Regions from separate parts of the Mus musculus genome. Here region 1 is linked to region 2. The links are chromatin loops, found by intact Hi-C in ENCODE. Cell type or tissue: heart. All regions are shown on one strand. Each heading gives the region's core, and the rest is flanking DNA. Links, peaks and the distances in the headings are about the cores only.

What was found. Hi-C counts contacts between places; a loop is a spot of excess contacts. Peaks named below come from ENCODE experiments on the same cell type or tissue, not always from the same donor. Only the 100,000 strongest peaks of a DNase experiment are listed, where the experiment ranks them.
Region 1: a loop joins it to region 2, with 5 times the contacts of the local background. A loop is called at or near these places in 12 of 42 quality-filtered maps.

The regions. Positions count from the first base shown.
Region 1 is chr13:117,309,351-117,314,736 of GRCm38, reverse strand. No RefSeq gene overlaps it. Among named protein-coding and RNA genes, the nearest start is that of Emb, 91 kb to the right of the region's middle. In heart, for the core only: a CTCF peak has its summit at 3,061 (motif pointing right); no DNase peak of the experiment used is centred there; H3K4me3 peaks cover 446 bases; H3K27ac peaks cover 407 bases.
Region 2 is chr13:117,200,051-117,205,436 of GRCm38, reverse strand. No RefSeq gene overlaps it. Among named protein-coding and RNA genes, the nearest start is that of Emb, 18 kb to the left of the region's middle. In heart, for the core only: a CTCF peak has its summit at 2,390 (motif pointing left); no DNase peak of the experiment used is centred there; H3K4me3 peaks cover 305 bases.

The DNA.
Region 1 (5,386 bases), core at 287-5,286, 110 kb before region 2:
TACTGCTAGTAGGAATATGGAGAAAGAACACACTCAAGACTCAGTTAATTTCAGGGCAGGTTCTATAAAAGATATTTAATTACATTTGACTTCTAGCCTAGAAACCCTGCTTTAAGAATAAACCTTATCAAAACATAACAAGAATTTGACTTCAGCATTTCTGAAGCCTCAACCAAGAATAAATAAACAAACAGCAACAACTAACCAACAAGTTCTGAATGCTACACCTAGTTAAAAGGGCTGACTGAATAAACTGGGGCACAGGCAGCAAAGGGGCAGGCATAGACGACAGAAGGAGCCACAGACACACCAAGCTCCCCAAAGCTTGTGTACAAACAAGAATGGCATAGAACGTCTTCTGGAGCCCTTGAAAAGGAGAACAAGAGAAAACAAGGAGCAACGGTTTGTTTAAACAATTTATCCTAATAACATGTAGCAATTTTAAAATTACCATAAGCGTTACAAACTTGTGGGAAGTGATACTTTGTGTGTCCAGACACCTGGTCACAGTTACTCATACAGGGTACAGGTTTAATCTTTTTCCTCTGATTAAAATTATTTATATTTCTTATTAGCACATAAAAACAGTTTGGGTTGATGAAGTCCACGTGTCATTTGAATACATATACCCACATATATATTTGAAGGCATATATATGACAATAGAGTAAAATATACCTCTTACTTCAGACACAAATCATTTTGTGTGTGTCAGGAGCGTGTAAATTCTCCTCTGCCCACTATTGTGAATTATTCTATGTTTGTCATAAAGGAGTGCGACAAAGTGTTAGAAACCCTTCTCTCTGTGTCCTGCTTCCCAACACTCACTAGTTAACCCTCTCATAGGAATCGCTTATTTAGAATCCTGCATCTCTCTCTATCTTACTCCATTGCTTTGTATGTATATATTTTTACTCACTTGGTTTAAATTCCATTTTTATGGCATACACAATGCATTTGAAACTATCAATAGTTTCCTATTTATACCACACTGAGGTTTTTGGGTTTTGGGGGATTTTTTTTTCCCCTGAGACAGGGTTTCTCTGTGTAGCCCTGGATGTCCTGGAACTTACTTTGTAGACCAAGCTGGCCTCGAACTCAGAAATCCGCCTGCCTCTGCCTCCCGAGTGCTGGGATTAAAGGCATGTGCCACCACACCTGGCTCACACTGAGTTTTTTAAAGTAATAATTTATGTGTGCATTTTATTTAACGCAAAAATAAAAACACGAACTGTCTCTTTTTAGGCCTTTTCAATGTTTCTGTTTTAATTAGGCACGTGTATAAATGGATATATGTGTGTGTGTGTGTGTGTGTGGGTGTGTGTGTGTGTGTAGGTTTTGGCCAAGCCCAGAAGACACTATATCTCTGTAGGTCTTTTACCTTGGATTAGGATTTTTCAAGATAGAAATGCATAGCATATTCCAAAGGCAATTAATTTCAGGACCTGTTTTTAAAGAGACAGCCACAAAAATTAATTTTCTGAGGGAGAAACAACTTTACGAATCAACTGAAAGGTTTTTCTTGGTGCTAACCACAGACAACACAGTTTAGTTGATCCAAGATCTATAAGTCCTTTGAACTTACAGATCATGGCTTAGCTTTTATCTAACGGCTTCCAATAGCAAATGTGCTCAGCTGTGTAAGCCATCTTCTCTCCTTTCAGCTCCTTAGCGGTGAGGCAATAAAGGGAAAGCAAGCGAAGATACTATGCAAGTAAGTGAACTTGAGCATATTCCCATAAAATTTTATACTCATAGGAAGCAGTGACTAGACCTAGGGGATCATAAACTGCAGATCTTTGGTAATATTGTTTTAATGCTCATTGTTTAAACAGAAAAAAAAAATAGTAATTCTCTTCAAGCTTTGTTGAGAGGTAGCCCGGATCACCTGATCTGCAGTGGGCTCAGTGATTGTAGCCAAATGTAATTATGTAGGTAGCTGGCAGCCCAGAGCCTCAACCCACAGCGTTCTCCACAGGCAGGAAACCATCTCTTCCATCCCAAGCACACCCAGTATTCATTGCGGCTCTCCTCTTAAACACGGGCGTCTGAATCTGAGTATTAGCAACACACTTATTATCTGGCCTGTATCTCACGGTGGGCTACAAGCTGCCTTTATCCGGGGCTGGTAAAAGAGTCAGAATAAAACTCAGAACAGGGGCCCTGGTGAGATGGCTCAGCACGTGAAAACGCTTGCCACTGAGTGTGGATGCCATAGGGTGGATGGGGAGAAACAAGTCTCACAAGTTGTCCTCTGACTTGGAAAGGCACACCAGGGAAGCACACACACTCAACCTCAACACACACAAACACACCATGTTTTTAAAAGTTATCATTTATATGAAGATAGATAGATAGATAGATAGATAGATAGATAGATAGATAGATAGATAGATAGATAGATAGATGATAGATAGACTTTTCTAATTAAAAAAAAGGGGGGGCCCTAGACATTCACAAAGGGAATGAAAAGAAACCTCAGAGTTAACTGCATGAAAAAGGAGCTGATTCACTCATCTGAAGTGAGCCAAGCATAGCCTTCGGGAGCCTGGAGTGAAGCACGAAGGGAGATCCCAAATGTAAGCCAAGCCAGACTCAGGCATCCCTAGCCTCCGACCGGACCACAGCCTCCACAGGGCTCTGACTCAAGTGAGGACGGCGGTGAGACGGTGATTCTGTGTCTGATAGATCAGCAGAACAGGGAAGTCCCATTGTTCACTCTAACCGAGGGCACTGGCCTGTACCATCCTGGGACAGAACTGATTGTTAGATATTGGACTGACCTGGGGCCTGAGGTCTAGGACGAGGACATTAGGTCAGGAATCCTCAGCAAGGAAGTAGAGACATAGCCCTACTCTTAACTAAAAATAATAACCCTGAGGTTTGACAAGGATGCGTCTGAGAGCAGCGGGTGGGATAAGTAATACGTAGGCGGTCGGGGAAGTGAGAAGACGTATACTCTGTTTTCAGAGTCGGGATTAGCAATGAGTATAGAATGAGTTCACCGAGAGAATGCAATCTCAGAGGGCTTTTCACAAACAAACTGCAATGCTAAGTGTGTCCAGCAGAGGTCGCTGGCACGCAAAGGAGAGCGGCCAAGGTGCGGTCTCTACCAGGCTTCAGCATAAGCCACAGGAAAAACAAGAGTCCACAGTTCAGCCTTTCCTTCCACTCAAGAAATACCTCGCGGTCCCGTTTCTGAAGATTCAGAAACAAGCTATTTTTTTTTTCTAAACTGTTGGAGTCTTTATATTTTTTTTCCACTACACTCAGCATCATTACTTTATGTATTCGGTAATTTTGTATTTTATTTGTTATTCTGCTTCATATAATCATCTGATTTTAGACATTTCCAGTCATTTGTCCTTTTATAAAATTTTCCTTAATTGTATATGTATCTTTTCCCTTTTACCTCCTGTCATCCCCCCCCCCCCATCTTTCCTCCTTTTCATTATTCTGTAGCAATGTGATTTCCTTTACCTTTGACCATTAGCCTTGTAACCTCTAAACACACATTACCCTGTCTGCAAATTTAACAGACTAAGAATAGTTTGGGGTTATTTTTATTTATAGGTATAAGTGTTTTGCACACATGTATATGTGCCCGGCAAGCATGTGGTATCCATGGAGGACAGAAGAAGAAACTGAATCCTTTAGAAATGGAACTACAGATGAACTACCATGCAGGTCCTGGGAATCAAACCCTGGTCCTTTGGAAGAGCGCACACTACTCTTAACCTCTGAGCCATCTCTCCAGCTCCTCAAACTAATTTTTTGGTGGCAATTTGCTCTTGGTCTGTTGGCCTTCCTATATTTCAATTGTAAAATAAAATAAAATAAAAATCTACCTTTTACAGGATTATTTCTGTTATGGTTTTCATATCCTATACCTAAATTCTGGTTTAATCCATTGCTATGAAATTCTATTGGACTATAAGATCTACATAGTTGATTTGTGTCTGTGTGTGTGTGTGTGTGTGTGTGTGTGTGTGTGTGGTGTGTAAAGGTCTGTTACAAACATAACATAAAATGTTATATACAATGTAAAGTGTTGTCATTTTAATCTTAGAGAGATGTGTAAAAATCCCTGACTTTTAGTACGTACCCACTAAGTGTCATTATATATGACTTATGATGTCCACTTTACACAAGCCGTAACTTAATGCACAGGTGTTCAGAATCATTGTGCTTCCATCTTGGATTGTGGTCTTGCACCATCTCGAACACATTTTGGCTCAGCTGCTATTTGCCCAACATCTCTGCCAACAACCCATGCTCTCTCTTCATCTCCACTGACCCTGATTCACTTCTGGTCTTCTTTGAGTTTCTGACCTCTCTGAATCCCTTGGCTTAAATGTGTTCATCACACACCTGAGTCTCACTTGTGAATTAAGCTGAAATATTTTTCTTTTAACCGTTCAGTTAGGTCCATGGACGTTTGTTGACATGACTGGCTCGCTTAGTCTCTATATGGTTATTTAATTATAACTCTATTATATTGACTTTTTCTACATAAGCTGCCTCTTTGCTTATTTATTTTTAAAGATAAACTTTCTATGTTTGTTCTAACGGTTATCTTTGTACCTTCTCTGTAGCTTCCTTAGCCTATGACCATCTGATTGATCCATTTGTGGCGGTGTTATTTGAACATAACTAGTGAAAGTATATCAGTGGTTGAGTTTATTCCACCTTGCCCTTCCTGTTCCATTTTCCCATTTTCAGGTGTATGGTTTCTGATATTTAAAAAGGGTATAATGCTTGTATGGTATTCTTTAATTCTCAACACCACTTTTATTTTAGCCTTGGCTCATCAATTAAAATAGTCAGTATAAGGGCTAGAGAGGTAATCAGGACATATTATGTGAGAAAAGAATATTTTCAATAAAAGGAAAGATAGAAAGTATCCCTCAGATCTTGAATGTTTAAATTTTTTACCAATAGGCTTGACACTTAAAGGTCACCTGGGAAGGTTCTCAACGTTCCTAATGTGTAGACAATTTAAATACAGTTCCTCGCATCGTGGTGACCCCCAGCCATAAAACTATTGTGTTGCTGTTTTGTAACTGCAACTTTGCTGATGTTATGAATTATAATGTAAATCAGTGATATGCAACCTCACTGGGGTCGAGACCCACGGATTGAGCACTACTGGTCTGAAGCGCTAACTCCTTTGGTCCTGTTGTTTGCCCTCCTGTCCTGAAATGTTCATTTCCATCTTGCTGCTTTTGAGAAGACTAATAGACCAATTTCACGAGAGAGTCAAATATCTATTGGCCAGTGGTGTTGAGATGCCAAAGCTTTTAAATTCAGACTCCATTTTAGAGAACCTGACCTAAGTTTGGACTCAGGTAGACTAATGGGCTGGTATCTAGCAGTAGTTTCCAAGT
Region 2 (5,386 bases), core at 207-5,206:
CTGCCCACATTCAGGGAGTGTGCTCCAACCCCAGTTAGGCCAGGTACGAACATCCCTGTTCAACCTGGTGGCTCACATATTTTATCCCAACACCCACGAAGTAGAGGCAGGTAGATCTCTATGAGTTTGAAGGCAGCTTGAGCGTTTCAGACGAGGGATACATATCAAAACTTTGTCAAAGGAAGACAGAGAGAGGGAGAAAGAGAGTGAGTGAGAGAGAGAATAAAAAACAAAACAAAAACAAACAAAAAAACAAAAAAACAAAAGTTCCCAAATATCTACCTTTATAACTTGATGAGCATGCTCAGAAGTAAACCCACTTTGATAATTTCACAGAGAGATTCTCCAAGGAGATTCTAAATTGTGTCAAGTTGACAGTTAAAACCAAAGCTCACACCAATGTCACTTCCCTTGTGATTCCCCTCATGTTACATCTTACGAAGAGTTAGAGATTTATCATCACATTGCTTGTGTCCTTAGTCACTTCTGTGTAGGGGAAACTTGTTCCAATGCAGTATAGAAATAGCCAGCATGCATAGCACTTCCGCTGCCATCCACCCAACATCGTGACTAAACATTTTACTCAAAGGTGACATGCCAGATGCAACGGCCTGATGTTCTGCTATCGCTCGGCACCAAATATAAAATATCACACGTTACTGATCAAGGATCTAATCTTTAAAAATTTTTTCTAATTTTTTTAGACCACTTCATTTTAAAGAAAGCTTTCAACTCACACCATTTTTCAGTCACTGCCAAGTTTATACTATGTGAGTTAAATTTTATAGTACAGCATATTAAAGACACGACAACTTTCTCATGAGGATAGATATGTAAAAGAGGATGCACTAGAAGCAGAAAGTAGTGTCTTGGCAGCACACTTGACATTTGTGTTTTCTCTTCTCTAAGATTTGGCTACGTCTGGCCATCACCTGCTCTGATTCTGGGTTCTTCCAAAAGTGCCTATCCAGGAGGATGCTTCGGCCTTACCCCTGTGACCTCCTCAGGACTGGTGACTTCTCAGTCCATTTCCCATGAATGGGTCACTTGAGTGTGTCACCCTTGCCAACATCGTGTCTGACCTTCCTGCCTTCTAATTCTTCATCATGATGAAGACAGCGTGTCCCTCGGACAGCAGTGCCTTATAGATGATGAGACTGTGTAGACACTGGGTCAGCCTTTCTTTTAGATCCACAGAACACAGGGTTGTAAGAATTAGATCCACAGATTCCCTAATTTCTACTGCTTGGTAACTTGGCTCATAGAAAGTGGTTCCCAGACAGTATGATACAAAATGACCTCAAGGTATCATTTCTAAACTGTCAGCTTCAGCCACATAAAAAATGACAATTTCTGGGATATGCGGTTCTGGTATGACTAGTGGATCTATGGCCTCTCCTGTCTGTCTGTCTGTCTGTCTGTCTGTCACAGCTTTCTGTGAGCTTCTCAACCAGTGGACCAAATGCCTAACACCCTCAAGAATAGAATTTTTTTTTTCTGCCCTCTGTAGTTAGAAAGCCACATTCAAATACAAATGTTATTTGTTTTTTGGTTTTTGTTTTTGTTTTTGTTTTTTTTTTTAAAGTGGGTGACATAATCAAATTGGTTGGGCATGTCATGTGGTCAGGCCACATTCGAACTGTGTCATCTGTCTCTGCCTTGACATTTGGAAAATTTAATGTCAGTGCCCACGTCAGGCCACCTTTGTGTTGTGTTTCTCAAAATCTTTACCTGAAAGTCCTAATCTCTAGTACCCTGGACTGTAATTTTTAAAAACAGGTTATTAAATATTCCTCAAGATGAGGTCATATTAGAGCTGAGGTCAGGAGCTAAGACCCACATGGAAGCTTTGTTCCCAGGACCTGAGAAGGTGACTGTGTTTGGAGATAGGACCTTTAAAAGATAAGGTGAAATGAGGTGAAGAGTCTGAGCCCCAAGCCAGTATGAATTCTCTGTTTCCTGTGTGTCCACGGTGACCTTCTCTCCTGCCCACTCATCCTTAATATCTTTACAAGAAGAAGAAGAAAACAAGTGGGATGAGTCAGTGCCTGAAGCTGCTGGCCACCGGGGCTGACAACCTGGGTTCCATGCCAGGACCCACGTGGGAAAGAGAGAACCAACTTCTACAAGTTGTGCTTTGATCTAAACACGTGCTATACACACACGAGCGCGCTCGCACACACACACACACACACACACACACACACACACACACACACACACCAAATAAAATGAGTAAGTTGACCACACCAAATAAAATGAAAATTAGAAGGAAGTGGGGGGTCGGGGAGGTGGGGGCGCGGGGAGGGACACCAGGAAGGATGGGAAATCATGGAGACAAACCCGAAACAGCAACCGGGAGAAGGTCGCCATCTGCTGGTCAAAGAGAGAGATAGCAGGTGAAAGCAAACACCTTGATTGTGGATTTTCAGGTCCCAGATCTCTGAAACAAACTGCAGGTTAAGGGACCCAGTCTGAGCTATTGCGGCATCTCCAAGTGAGTAACACAAACAGCTACGTGCTACAGCATACCATAAACCTGAGAACTAATCGGCTCTAGCCTGGGGATCACGTACTAGCGTGGCACACGATAACTGTAGCTAAGATGACCTCACAGCTAGTATCAGTACGACTGTTACCCTGCAGGTGTCACGTGGCATTTGTTAGTTTTATGTTGAGGATGGGAATACAGTGTATTAAGTAGAGTAAGTCGACCACCATGCCTACTGCATGCTTTATTCTTTAAGAATGTAAGGACATTTTACATGATCCTAAGAGGTGATACTAGTTTAGACTGGCTGTCTTGGCTGGCTTCTACTGGGCCTTCCCTCCTACAGTTTCATATTCTGAGACTCTAGCATAGGTGTTATGCCAAAACAAAGCATGCTAATTCCAGTTATGCATACAAAGACTGAGCTATTGCCACATCGCTGACAGTAGGGCAAATCTGGACAAGGAATCAAATACTCACTTCCTGAGCAAAGAGAAAACCCTGGACTTGATTGACGACTTTGCTTAGCGCCCTGGTCATCTAACTTTGGTTTTCTTGATTATATAGATGAACATTCTTCTTGACTATTTTGCCCTAACGGTACTATGTTCTGACGAGTCCTGTACATTCTTATGGACCCAAGATCCACGGATGACTTTCTGGGTTTTCCATGTGTTACAGTAAGCTTGCCCATGGAGCTTCTGAGGTTTACCCATTTAATATCATTTTCCAGATCCCCATGCCTAGCACAGGTAAGTCCAAATCTACAGCTTCTTCTGCATCCTCAGAGAGGAGAGGCAACAGGGATGTGTTAGGGATGCTGATTTTCCTATGCGCAATCAATACATGTTAATGGACCCTATAAGTGATATGTCCCCTCCATGTCCTCCCAAGGAGCAAAATAGTAGGTTTTCTAGTTTATTTAATGTTTGATCTGAATACATCCAAATCTCTGAATATATATTTATTCCAATAACACACCTTTTCTATATTTTTGGGGACTAGCTTATTAGTAAATTCACATTTTCTTCTTGAATTTATGGCATGTTATTACTCTTCTGTCCTGGCCAAGTGTGCCTCAATTGAAAAAAGTCTCTTTTGTCCAACTTCACATTTTCCCCCGGCCACATACCCAACCAGAGACACTCAGAATGTACCTCCACGGTCATTTGTATGCTTTTGTGGATGCCGGTTGGAAGTGTGAGTCTTCGGCTCATAAGGTATGGTCTATATACTGAATCGTCTATATTCTATATCCAAGTCGCAGGGCCATCCATGCAGGTGACTGTGAATCACTTCATGGCTTGGCTTGGCAGTTCACATGACAGTCTGCCCACAATGGGCTAGTGTTTAGAGAATACCCATGTGAGTTCATATCACCACAATATAAACAGAGACTCAATGAAGTTCACATTTTTATTATGGAGGAAAACAGTGCAAAGGTAGCACACACTTTTAATATCCACACTAGGAGTCTAAGGCAGAGAGATTGCAACTTCAAGGCCATCCTGGGCTAAATAGCAAGGCCCTGGCTCAAAAGCTCAGAAAAAAAGAAAAGAAACCATGGAGGGGTTGGAGAGATGGTGCAGTGGTTAAGAGCACTGAATGCTCTACTAGAGGTAATGATTCAATCCCCAGCAACTACATAGTGGCTCACAACCATCTGTAATGGGATCCAATGCCCTCTTCTGGTGTGTCTGAAGAGAGCGACGGTGTACTCATATAAAATAAATAAATCTGAGAAAGAAAGGAAGGAAGAAAGAGAAACAGAAAAGAAAGAGAGAGAGAAAGAAAAAGACAGACAACCAGACAGAAAGAAAGAAAGAAAAAGAAAGAAAGAAAGGAAGGAAGGAAGGAAGGAAGGAAGGAAGAAAGAAAGAAAGGAAGGAAGGAAGAAAGAGAGGAAAGGAAGAAAGAGAGGAAAGGAAGAAAGAGAGGAAAGGAAGAAAGAGAGGAAAGGAAGGAAGGTAGGAAGGAACCATGGGAGGAAAGAGCGAAGGGAAAGGAGAGGGAGGAAGGGGTTGCAATTACAATACATTTTCTACTTTGCTGGAAAAGCTTCACTATATCCTAAATTATAGGTAGCATAGACAAGATAGGATTGAATTGAGATGTAGCCACTTGTATTTAAAGATGACCAACTCTAAACAAGAGTAAAGAAACTAAGCTGAGCAGTGATGGGCACTACACACTATTACTACTACTACTACTAATTTACTTTACACCCCGATTGCATCTTTTCCTCCCTCCTCAAGAGCTCTGTCCTTCCCTCTCATCTCCTCTTACCCCATCCTCCTGTCTTCACTTTCTCCTCAGAAACAGGAAAGCCTACTATAGATATCAATCCACCTAGGCATACCAAGTTGCAGTAGGACTAGGCACATCTTCTTGTACTGTGGCTAGACAAGGTAGCCCAGTTAGGAGAAAGGGATACAAAGGCAGGCAACACAGTCAGCCTGCCCCCGCTGTTACAAGTTCCACATGAAGACCAAGCTGCAGAACTAGGTCTGCCCCAGGCAGATTCTCTGGTAGTCCAATCTCTGTGGTCCTGGAACACACCTCCAGGATACTATTTATCCTAGAGGCAGAGGCAGGTGGATCTCTTGAATTCAAGGCCAGCCTTTGTACAGAGTGAGAAACCCTGTCTATCCTCCTGGCATGAACACCTATCTGCTACTTTCAGCTCGAAGTGTTCTGAGTATCGGTGTACTGTAATTACTAGAATAAATTAGTCCTGTTAACAACCGTTCAAATTACCGTCTTGCAAGGAAAAGGCGAACACCATCACATACTCTCCAAAGCATCCTTTTTGATTTTAACCTAAAACTTTCCAGTGCAATCTGAGCATGCGCAGACTTGCTGCCATCTTTTTTTTTTTTTTTTTTTTTTTGACAG